Regions from separate parts of the Homo sapiens genome. Here region 2 is linked to region 1. A link is a contact called in ENCODE Hi-C or POLR2A ChIA-PET data. All regions are on one chromosome and are shown on one strand. The core of a region is the stretch at or near the end of the contact, and the rest is flanking DNA. Distances in the headings are between cores, read along the strand shown. Region 1 has its middle 49 kb from the start of MIR1538. Region 2 holds the start of NOB1 (NIN1 (RPN12) binding protein 1 homolog).

What was found. A loop is a pair of places that touch in the nucleus more often than their neighbours do. ChIA-PET counts read pairs that join two places held with the same protein, here RNA polymerase II (POLR2A). Pooled maps may share reads with other maps.
Region 2: a map with no recorded cell type shows a loop between it and region 1 (9-fold over the local background). The contact joins the promoter of NOB1 here to the enhancer-like site in region 1. A Hi-C loop is called at or near these places in 2 of 37 single-sample maps with no recorded cell type and 2 of 50 pooled maps. POLR2A ChIA-PET finds 5 or more read pairs at or near these places in 2 of 52 experiments (BJ and activated CD4-positive, alpha-beta T cell).

Annotation. Positions count from the first base shown.
Region 1 is chr16:69,514,136-69,520,092 of GRCh38, reverse strand. No RefSeq gene overlaps it. Among named protein-coding and RNA genes, the nearest start is that of MIR1538, 49 kb to the left of the region's middle. Within about 2 kb of position 4,617, at least 4 of the 41 ENCODE cell types and tissues checked have a DNase peak (open chromatin) inside an H3K27ac peak, as active enhancers do.
Region 2 is chr16:69,751,577-69,757,948 of GRCh38, reverse strand. NOB1 (NIN1 (RPN12) binding protein 1 homolog) reads left to right here and starts at 3,023. Exons shown (of 9, transcript NM_014062.3): 1 at 3,023-3,101; 2 at 3,223-3,355; 3 at 5,578-5,708. The coding sequence starts at 3,039. It also overlaps the pseudogene NONOP1. RefSeq lists enhancers at 2,731-3,353, 3,354-3,977.

The sequences.
Region 1 (5,957 bases), core at 3,368-5,867:
CCTCTAGTCTGTTAACACCTCGCAGGACATTTTGAAATCATCATTCATTTGTGCAATAATTATTGAGCACCTATGTATGCCAGACGCTGTTCTAGGAGACCCAGCTGTGAACAGAACAGACAAAAGTCCTTGCCCTCACGGACTTTACATTCTATGGAAGCAGACTGACACGCAAAAATACAAATACACTTTGGGAGGCTGAGGCGGGTAGATCGCTTGAGCCCAGGAGTTAGAGACCAGCCTGGGCAACAGGGTGAAACCCCATCTCTACAAAAAATATAAAAATTGGCCTGGAGTGGTGCTGTGTCCCTGTAGTCCCAGCTACTCCGGTGGCTGAAGCTGGAGAATGGCTTAAGCTCAGGAGTTTGAGGCTGCAGTGAGCTGTGATGATGCCACTGCACTCCAGCCTGGACAACAGAATGAGACCCCATCTCAAAAAAAAAAAAAAAAAAAAAGAATATAAATACGTAAAAAAATTATATTAAGGCCAGGCGTGGTAGCTCACACTTGTAATCCCAGCACTTTGGGAGGTCAAGGCAGTGGATCACCTGAGGTCAGGAGTTCGAGACCAGCCTGGCCACCATTGTGAAACCCTGTCTCAACTGAAAATACAAAAATTAGCTGGGCATGGCGGCACACACCTGTTGTCCCACCTACTTGGGAGGCCGAGGCAGGAGAATGGCTTGAATCTCGGAGGAGGAGGTTGTAGTGAGCCAAGATCACGCCAATGAACTCCAGCCTAGGTGACAGAGCAAGACTCCATCTCAAAAAAAAAAAAAAAAAAAAAAAGAAAAGAAAAAAACTGTATTAGATAGCAATAAGTGCTAAATTGAGAAATAAGACAGAGAAAGGAGATAGAGAATGTGTCAGAAAAGGTAGAATTGCACACAGAGTGGCCAGGGCAGGCCTTACTGGGAATGTGATACCAAACTTCAGAGCTAAGAAGACTGAGGCATGGAAAGGGAAGGGCATTTGAAATGGAGGGAAGGGAAACTACAAGGGCACAGAGGCCGACGTGTGCCTGCTGCACTCAAGGAACAACGAGGGGACCAGCGTGACGGGAGGAGGACAAGTGAAGGCAAGCATAGTTAGGAATGCAGTGAGAGAGGTGAGAAGAGGACACCAGCCTCTGTGGAGGCCTGCAGAGCCTGGCGAGGGTGTTGGTGTTTATTCCGAGTGGAATGGGGAGCTCGTAGAGGATTCTGAGTAGCCTAGTGTGGGGTGGGAAAGTGTGATGCCTTTCCTCACCCATCATAAAGGTCACTGCCAACACTCCTATAACAAAAGATAGGTTAACAAGAGAAAAGCCTAACACGTTTGTTTGTTTATTTATTTATTTGAGACTGAGTTTCATTCTTGTCCCCCAGGCTGGAGTGCAATGGCGCAATCTGGGCTCGCTGCAACATCTGCCTCCTGGGTTCAAGCGATTCTCCTGCCTCAGCCTCCTGAGTAGCTGGGATTACAGGTGCCCGCCACCACGCCCGGCTAATTTTTGTATTTTTAGTAGAGACGGGGTTTCACCATGTTGGCCAGGCTGGTCTCTAACTCCTGACCTCAAGTGATCCGCCTGTCTTGGCCTCCTAAAGCGCTGGGATCACAGGCCTGAGCCACCACGCCTGGCCCTTACACATTTATTTAATCAAAGGTTTTTTTTTTTTTTAATGCTTTAAGTTCTAGGGTACATGTGCACAACATGCAGGTTTGTTACATATGTATACATGGGCCATGTTGCTGTGCTGCACCCATTAACTCATCATTTACATTAGGTATATCTCCTAATGCTATCCCTTCCCCCTCCCCCAACCCCACGACAGGCCCCGGCGTGTGATGTTCTCCACCCTGTGTCCAAGTGTTCTCATTGTTCAATTCCCACCTATAAGTGAAAACATGTGGTGTTTGGTTTTCTGTCCTTGTGATAGTTTGCTCAGAATGATGGTTTCTAGCTTCATCCGTGTCCCTACAAAGGACATGAACTCATCCTTTTTTATGGCTGCATAGTATTTCCATGGTGTATATGTGCCACATTTTCTTAATCCAGTCTATCATTGATGGATATATGGGTTGGTTCCAAGTCTTCGCTATTGTGAATAGTGCCGCAATAAACATATGTGTGCATGTGTCTTTATAGCAGCATGATTTATAATCCTCTGGGTATATGCCCAGTAATGGGATGGCTGGGTCAAATGGTATTTCTAGTTCTAGATCCTTGAGGAATTGTCACACTGTCTTCCACAATGGTTGAACTAGTTTATAGTCCCACCAACAGTGTAAAAGCATTCCTATTTCTCCACATCCTCTCCAGCACCTGTTGTTTCCTGACTTTTTAATGATCGCCATTCTAACTGGTGTAAGATGGTATCTCATTGTGGTTTTGATTTGCATTTCTCTGATGGCCAGTGATGATGAGCATTTTTTCATGTGTCTGTTGGCTGCATAAATGTCTTCTTTTTAGAAATGTCTGTTCATATCCTTTGCCCACTTTTTGATGGGGTTGTTTGATTTTTTTTCTTGTAAATTTGTTTAAGTTCTTTGTAGATTCTGGATATTAGCCCTTTGTCAGATGGGTAGATTGTAAAAATTGTCTCCCACTCTGTAGGTTGCCTGTCCACTCTGATGGTAGTTTCTTTTGCTATGCAGAAGCTCTTTCGTTTAATTAGATCCCATTTGTCAATTTTGGCTTTTGTTGCCATTGCTTTTGGTGTTTTAGTCATGAAGTCCTTGCCCATGCCTATGGCCTTAATGGTATTGCCTAGGTTTTCTTCTAAGGCTTTTATGGTTTTAGGTCTAACATTTAAGTCTTTAACCCATCTTGAATTAATTTTTGTATAAGGTGTAAGGAAGGGATCCAGTTTCAGCTTTCTAAATATGGCTAGCCAGTTTTCCCAGCACCATTTATTAAAGAGGGAATCCTTTCCCCATTTCTTGTTTTTATCAGGTTGTCAAAGATCAGATGGTATTATTTCCGAGGCCTCTGTTCTGTTCCGTTGAACTATATCTCTGTTTTGGTACCAGTACCATGCTGTTTCGGTTACTGTAGCCTTGTAGTATAGTTTGAAGTCAGATAGCCTGATGCCTCCAGCTTTGTTCTTTTGGCTTAGGATTGTCTTGGCAATGCAGGCTCTTTTTTGGTTCCATATGAACTTTAAAGTAGTTTTTTCCAATTCTGTGAAAAAAGTCATTGGTAGCTTGATGGGGATGGCATTGAATCTATAAATTACCTTGGACAGTATGGCCATTTTCACAATATTGATTCTTCCTATCCATGAGCATGGAATGTTCTTCCATTTGTTTGTGTCCTCTTTTATTTCGTCGAGCAGTGGTTTGTAGTTCTTCTTGAAGAGGTCCTTCACATCCCTTGTAAGTTGGATTCCTAGGTATTTTATCCTCTTTGAAGCAATTGTGAATGGGAGTTCACTCATGATTTGGCTCTCTGTTTGTCTGTCATTGGTGTATAGGAATGCTTGTGATTTTTGCACATTGATTTTGTATCCTGAGACTTTGCTGAAGTTGTTTCTCAGCTTAAGGAGATTTTGGGCTGAGATGATGGAGTTTTCTAAATATGCAATCATGTCATCTGCAAACAGGGACAATTTGACTTCCTCCTTTTCTAATTGAATACCCTTTATTTATTTCTCTTGCCTGATTGCCCTGGCCAGAACTTCCAACACTATGTTGAATAGGAGTGGTGAGAGAGGGCATCCCCGTCTTGTGCCAGTTTTCAACGGGAATGCTTCAAGTTTTTGCCCATTCAGTATGATATTGGCTGTGGGTTTGTCATAAATAGCTCTTATTGTTTTGAGATACGTCCCATCAATACCTAGTTTATTGAGAGTTTTTAGCATGATATTTAATCAAAGTTTTACATGACACAGGGAACTTCAGAAATGAAGACCTAAACACCCCGGGAAAACTGTCCATTTTTCTGCTTAGCTTCAAGGAAGAATGGGCGGCTGTGTAGAGATGTGATTAGTCAAGGGGGGTATGATCTAATGCAAACAGACTGAGGGGGAAACCTAGCAAGGCCTGTCTGTGCCGATTCTTCTTGGCCTTTCTGTGTAGCATTTCTTCCTCTCAGATATAGGGTAGGACCTTTCTGGAAAGAGGGCCTTATGACTTACTCTCAGATGAGGGAGGTCAGAGAATTTCTTAATGGCCAGCTCCTCCACAGAAAGGTGGGCGAAGGTTAGAGTGAGTGATATTTCTAGGGGGAGAAATATCACTTTGGGGGAGAGGGGTTCTACATTTTTGGGTGTTTTGTTTTTGTTTTTTGAGATAGAGTCTCACTCTGTCGCCCAGGCTAGAGTGCAGTGGCGCAATCTTGGCTCACTGCAAACTCCGCCTCCCGGTTCAAGCCATTCTCCCGCCTCAGCCTCCCGAGTAGCTGGGATTACAGGCATGTGCCACCGCGCCTGGCTAATTTTTGTATTTTTGGTAACGACGGGGTTTCACCATATTGGTCAGGCTGGTCTCAAACTCCTGACCTCAGGTGATCCACCCACCTTGGCCTCCCAAAGTGCTGGGATTACAGGCGTGAGCCACTTTGCCCCACCCAGGTTTCTAGTTTTTATGATGTGGCTTGGAGAAAGAGGAATTCTGGTTTCTATGACTCACTTCAGTGGAGAAAAAGGGGCAGGAGATAGGAGGGCAAGAAAATGTCAGAGAGATACTTTGCTTCTGAGGCCTTCTAATGTCCTTTAGTTCAAAGTACTAAGCCTGCCAAAGCACTATACTTTGGGGTATCATTTTCTGAGCCCTAACATTTGCATTTTAACAGTACAACTCTGGGCCAGGTGTGGTGCGTCATACCTATAATCCCAGCACTTTGGGAGGCCAAGGCGGGTAGATCACCTGAGGTCAGGACTTTGAGACCAGCCTGGCCAACATGGGAAACACTGTCTCTATTAAAAATACAAAAATTAGCCGTGTGTGGTGGCAGATGCCTGTAATCCCACCTACTTGGGAGGCTGAGGCAGGAGAATCGCTTGAACCCAGGAGGTGGAGGTTGCAGTGAGTTGAGATCGCGCCATTGCACTCCAGCCCAGGCAACAGAGCGAGTCTCCACCTCAAAAAAAAACAAAACAAAACAAACAAAAAAACAGTACGACTATGGCCATTGTGTTGAGAGCAGACTGAGGAAGCACAAGGCAGGGATGCTGTGAATAATGGTGGAGGCTGATGGTGGCTTGGATGGAGGGAGTGAAGGTGGCAAGAGTAGTTGGATTCTGTGTTTTGAAGTTAAGTCAACAAAATTTCCTGACAGTTTGGAGGTGGGAGGTGAGAGAAAGGGAGGAGTTAGGAATGACACCCAGGTTTTTGGCCTGAGCATCAGGAAGAATGGAGTTGCCATTTACTGAGATAACCGTGGGAGGAATGGGTTTGGAGGAGGGATCAGGAGCTCAGCGTTGGACATGATGCATTTGAGATGCCTACTAGGGACCTAGGTGGAGATGAGTAGGTGGTTCAACAAGCAGTTCTGAAGTTTAGGGGAGAGAGCTGGCTGGAAACGCCAATGCGGAAGTTATGAGGGTATAGATGGTATTTTTTAAAGTCACAAAAGTGGGTGAAGTCATCAAGGAAGTGAAAGTAGCTTAAGAAGAGAGGTCTAAGGATCATGCCCTGGGGCACTCCAACATTTAGATGAGGAGGAACCCGCAGGAGCAGACCAAAAAAATAAAATAAAATAAAATAAGGAGGTAAGAAGAAACTTACTTGAAGAGCGTTTCAAGATAGAGGGAAAGGTTGACTGTGTCAAATGCTTCCCATTGGTCAAGTAACAAGAGGACTGAAACTTGACCCATCAGATGAAAATAAGAAATGCTTAATTAAATAGTGCTCTTGCTTAGTTTAGATGTGGATTCCTCTAGACTTCTCGGTAAGACTAGGCAGGGCAGGGATTTTGTCCTTGAGTTCTGTATCTTACTCTCATCTCACCACCATATTTCTGTTCCTTCCTCCCC
Region 2 (6,372 bases), core at 1,774-4,273, 240 kb before region 1:
AGGGTGCAAAAATGCAGAGTAATAAAACTTTTAACTTGGAGAAGCAAAACCATACTCCAAGAAAGCATCATCAACATCACCACCAGCAGCAACAGCTGCAGCCGCCACCACCGCCAATACCTGCAAATGGGCAACAGGCCAGCAGCCAAAATGAAGGCTTTGACTATTTGGCCTGAAGAATTTTAGAAAACCAGGAGAGAAGACCTTCACCCAACGAAGCCGTCTTTTTGTGGGAAATCTTCCTCCCGACATCACTGAGGAAGAAATGAGGAAACTATTTGAGAAATATGGAAAGGCAGGCGAAGTCTTCATTCATAAGGATTAAGGATTTGGCTTTATCCGCTTGGAAACACGAACCCTAGCGGAGATTGCGAAAGTGGAGCTGGACAATATGCCACTCTGTGGAAAGCAGCTGCGTGTGCGCTTTTCCTGCCATAGTGCATCCCTTACAGTTCGAAACCTTCCTCAGTATGTGTCCAACGAAGTGCTGGAAGAAGCCTTTTCTGTGTTTGGCCAGGTAGAGAGGGCTGTAGTCATTGTGGATGATCGAGGAAGGCCCTCAGGAAAAGGCATTGTTGAGTTCTCAGGGAAGCCAGCTGCTGGGAAAGCTCTGGACAGACGCAGTGAAGGCTCCTTCCTGCTAACCACATTTCCTCGTCCTGTGACTATGGAGCCCATGGACCAGTTAGATGATGAAGGGGGACTTCCAGAGAAGCTGGTTATAAAAAACCAGCAATTTCACAAGGAACGAGAGCAACCACCCAGATTTGCACAGCCTGGCTCCTTTGAGTATGAATATGCCATGCGCTGGAAGGCACTCATTGAGATGGAGAAGCAGCAGCAGGACCAAGTGGACCGCAACATCAAAGAGGCTCGTGAGAAGCCAGAGATGGAGATGGAGGCTGCACGCCATAAGCACCAGGTCATGCTAATGAGACAGAATTTGATGAGGCGCCAAGAAGAACTTCGGAGGATGGAAGAGCTGCACAACCAAGAGGTGCAAAAACGAAAGCAACTGGAGCTCAGGCAGGAGGAAGAGCGCAGGCGCCCTGAAGAAGAGATGCGGCGGCAGCAAGAAGAAATGATGCAGCCACAGCAGGAAGGATTCAAGGGAACCTTCCCTGATGTGAGAGAGCAGGAGATTTGGATGGGTCAGATGGCTATGGGAGGTGCTATGGGCATAAACAGCAGAGGTGCCTTGACCCCTGCTCCTGTGCCAGCTGGTACCCCAGCTCCTCCAGGACCTGCCACTATGATGCCGGATGGAACTTTGGGATTGACCCCACCAACAACTGAACGCTTTGGTCAGGCTGCTACAATGGAAGGAATTGGGGCAATTGGTGAAACTCCTCCTGCATTCAACCATGCAGCTCCTGGAGCTGAATTTGCTCCAAACAAACGTCGCCGATACTAATAAGTTGCAGTGTCTAGTTTCTCAAAACCCTTAAAAGAAGGACCCTTTTTGGACCAGCCAGAATTCTACCCTGGAAAAGTGTTAGGGATTCCTTCCAATAGTTAGATCTACCCTGCCTGTACTACTCTAGGGAGTATGCTGGAGGCAGAGGACAAGGGAGGGGTGGTATTAAACAAGTCAATTCTATGTAGTATATTATTTAATCAGTTCTGTGTGGTGCATTCCTGAAGTCTCAAATGTGATTGTTGAGGGCCTGGGGAAACCATGGCAAAGTAGATCCAGTTAGAGCCCATTAATCTTGATCATTCTGTTTTTTTGGTTTGTTTGTTGTTTTTTTTTTTTTTTTTTTTTGTCCATCTTGTTTCATTTGCTTGCCCTGCCCCCGAGATGGAGTCTTACTCTGTCGCCCAGGCTGGAGTGTAGTGGCACGATCTCGGCTCACTGCAATCTCTGCCTCTCGGGTTCAAGCTTGTCCAGGCTGATCTTGAACTCCTGACCTCGTGATCCCCTGCCTCAGCCTCCCAAAATGCTGGGATTACAGGGGTGAGCCACCGTGCCCAACCTCACTTGCTTTCTTATCCTTACACTCCCCCAGTCCCAGAGAAACTGCCACATACACCACAAAAACCAAACATCCCCCAATGACCTTAGCCGCATTGCTCCATTCACTCCCAGGTGAGAATTCAGGTAAACGTCCACAAAGGTCACAGGCAACGTACATACGGTTCTATTATATCCCATATATTACCCCTTCATGTCCTAAAGAAGACATTTTCTCTTAGAGATTTTCATTTTAGTATATCTTTAAAAAAAAATCTTGTGTTAACTTGCCTCCATCTTTTTCTTGGGTGAGGACACCCAGGAATGACCCTTTTGTGTCTATGATACTGCTGTTCACAGCTTTTCTTGATAGGCCTAGTACAATCTTGGGAACAGGGTTACTGTATACTGAAGGTCTGACAGTAGCTCTTAGACTCGCCTATCTTAGGTAGTCATGCTGTGCCTTTTTTTTCCATTGGTGTATTGTATTTGATTTGTCTCTGATATATTTGGAGTTTTTCTGAGAACTGGAGCAGTAATGCAGCATCGACCTATTAAAATACATTTTAAGCCTTTAAAAAAAAACAGTACCTATCTCATAGGGGTGCTGTGATAACGAAATTAGGTAATCTGTATTGATTGACTTTTAACCATAAGAATATATACAGGTTTTAAATTTATTTATTTATTGAAGAGATGGGGGTCTCTCTATGTTGCCCAGGCTGGTTTCACATTCCAGGGCTCAGGCAATCCTTTCGCCTCAGCCTCCTTAATAGCTGGGACTCTAGGCGCGCACCACTACACCTGGCAGGTTTTATCTTCAAAGGTGAAGAAGGCACTAAGGTCTAGATGCTGAAGCCGATTTCCCAGGTGTCCCCCAAGGTTTGACCCCGCCCACACTTCTCTGGCTATGCGGGCGGCGTCGCTGCGCATGCGCGCGAGTAGAGCAGGGAGGTGCTGGCGCGGCCGCCAGGAGGCGCAGCTAAGTCGCGGCTGCTCTTCCTGGTTCCCAGAGGCCCAGACTTGGACATAGGAGCCGGCGCAAGCTCCGTGCGCATGCGCGCTCCCCTCTCACGCAGCCAACATGGCTCCAGTGGAGCACGTTGTGGCGGATGCTGGGGCTTTCCTGCGGCATGCGGCTCTGCAGGTACGGGGAGCTCCCTCCGGGACGAGAGAGATCTGGGCTGGCCGCCCCTCCCGGAGTGCGTGGAGTCGCGCGGAGCGTTGCTTGGTGCGGGTGGGTCTGAGCTGGGGCGTTCTGTCCGCAGGACATCGGGAAGAACATTTACACCATCCGGGAGGTGGTCACTGAGATTCGGGACAAGGCCACACGCAGGCGGCTCGCTGTCCTGCCCTACGAGCTGCGGTTCAAGGAGCCCTTACCGGAATACGTGCGGCTGGGTGAGTGCCTCTGCCCTAGCGTTGACGGGAAGCTGGGGTCCAGGGCGCAGATGGCACCCAGTTGGGTGCGAGTTGGGGTCTAGCTGCCTTATCAGAGCAGTAGATTTAGAGCCAGCACTTTCTAGGAGATTGTGGTAGGAGAGAGGCTTCCTGGGTCTGGAGTCCTCCAGTAACTAGCTGTATGCTCTCGGGCATAGCATTCAAATTTGGGCCTCGTTTACCTCATCCGCAAAATGGGAATAATAATTGTATCTGTCTCCAAGGTTGCTGTGAGCATGAACTGAGGAATATGGCAGTCAGCTCAGTGTCAAGCACTTTGCAGACAAGCAATAAATTTATTTGGATTTAAAATAAGAGTTTGGATCTCTTGCTATTACTCTCGTCCATTTCTTTTCAGTAGATTGGGCTGATGACTGGATACAAAGATCTGCACCTGGCAGAGCTTTAAAAAGGGAATGCTTTGCATTGTATTAAATGTGAAAGAAAATTAAGCTGGGCGCGGTGGCTTACGGCCTGTAATCCCAGCACTGGGAGACCGAGGCGGGCGCATCACCTGAGGTCAGGAGTTTGAGACCAGCCTGACCAACATGGTGAAACCCTGCCTCTACTAAAAATACAAAATTAGCTGGGCGTGGTGGTGTGCTCCTGTAATCCCAGCTACTTGGGAGGCTGAGGCAGGAGAATTGCTTGAACCTGGAGGTGGAGGTTGCAGTGAGCCGAGATCGTACCACTGCACTCCAGCCTGGGCGACAGAGCGAGACTCTGTCTCAAAAAAAATAAGAAATAAAGAAAATTAAAGAATTGTCTCTTGGCTTAGGAGTCAGCGTTGTTCTCTTGTTGGGAATCAAGGTGATACCCAGGAAAGGCCCCTCAGTGGTTGGAAGTGTTTTAGAGGTTAGAGGCTGATAGTGGAGATGATGTTACCTCCTCTGTTTGTGATTTCTACGATTTTCTCCACCAACTTAGTAGCTCTGTGATCTTTGCCAACTTACTAAATCTTTCCGAGGAAATACTAATAGTACTTTTGAAGAATGGCAAAGGATGAAATGCATTAACACATAAAGCTTTTAATGCAGTGCCTAGTACACAGTAAGTGCACAGTAAATTTTCGTTGCTGCTAATGTCTGTTTTTTAGGAAATAAGAGCAATATACCTAGTGTTCCTTGTACCAGGGTAGCAGGAGACATCTTTCTGTTAATTTCAGGAAATTTTAAGTGTTTATTATGGATGACTCTGGAGAATAACAGCAGTCTGACATGTATTATGCATTAAGCACATGCTTTTTGTTTCCTCATAGACTACTACAATTACAAGTTGAGCATACTGAATCTGAAATCCAGAATGCTCCTAAATCTGAAACTTTTTTTTTTTTGAGATGGAGTCTGGCTGTGTTGCCTAGCCTGGAGTGCAGTGGCACGATCTTGGCTCACTGCAGCCTCCACCTCCTGGGTTCCAGCAATTCTTCTGCCTCAGCCTCCCCAGTAGCTGGGACTACAGGCACACGCCACCACACCTGGCTAACTTTTGTATTTTTAGGAGACAAGGGGTTTCACCATGTTGGCCAGGCTGGTCTGGAACTCCTGACCTCAAGTGATCTACCCACCTCAGCCTCCTGTAGTGAGGTGTGAGCCACCACGCCCCAACTTTCTTCTTTTTTTTGAGAAGGAGTCTCACTCTGTCGCCCAGGCTGGAGTGCAGTGGCGCAATCTTGACTCACTGCAACCTCCGCCTCCCAGGTTCAAACAATTCTCCTGCCTCCGCCTCCTGAGTAGCTGGGATTACAGGCCCCCCCGCTACCACACCGGGATAATTTTTGTATATTTATTAGAGACAGGTTTCACCACGTTGGCCAGGCTGGTCTCCTGACCTCAAGTGATCCGCCCACCTCTGCCTCCCAAAGTGTTGGGATTACAGGCGTGAGCCACCACGCCTGGCCCCAGCCAACTTTCTGCTCCTTCCTCTGTATTTGATAAGGGTGTTACAGTAAATCTAACTGGCATGAATCTTGGTGGTGGAGAATACAAATTTCTCAACTGCGAGTAGGAAAAGGTCAGAAAATGGATGAAAGTGTTAAGGTTTTTCATGACATAGTGATCCTTTCTAAATTGTTTTGATACTTCCATTATTTTGATCTGTTCTAAATTGTTTTGATACTTCCATTGGTTATCCAAGGTCATATGGCTTTTTACCTCTAACTGAAGATGTAAATCTGTTGTTTACAGTGACTGAGTTTTCAAAGAAAACAGGAGACTACCCCAGCCTCTCTGCCACGGACATCCAAGTGCTTGCACTCACATACCAGTTGGAAGCAGAGTTTGTTGGGGTGTCTCACCTAAAACAAGAACCACAGAAGGTAAATCAAGAGGATGGGTTTTTAAAAGCTTTGTATTATGGGAACTGTCAGGTATACAAAAGTAGAAGGACTAGTGTAATGGACCCAGGGTTCCCATCATCCCCCCCTCCAATTATCTCTTAGCTAGTCTGTATTCATCTACACTGATCCACAGCCCTGAGTACTTTTTTTTTTTTGAGATAGAGTCTTGCTCTGTCGCCCAGGCTGGAGTGCAACGGCGTGATCTCGGCTCACTGCAGCCTCCGCCTCCTGGGTTCAAGCGATTCTCTTGCCTCAGTCTCGAGAGTAGTTGGTAGGATTACAGGCGCCCACGACCACACCCGGCTAATTTTTGTATTTTTAGTAGAGACGGGGTTTCGCCATGTTGGTCAGGCTGGTCTCGAACTCCTGACTTCAGGTGATGCGCCCGCCTCGGCCTCCCAAAGTGCTGGGATTATAGGCGTGAGCCAGTGCGCCCGGCCTCAGCCCTGAGTATTTTAAACTCAGACATCGTATACTATTTCACTGATAGATATTTCTTGGTATGTCTCTAAAGATCAAGACTCTTAAAAACTTTAAAGCCATCATTACACCTACACAAAATTAATAGTAATGCCTGTTATCAAATATCCAGTCAACATTCACATTCCCCAGTTATTTTGTAAATGTTAAAGCGTTTGTTTGT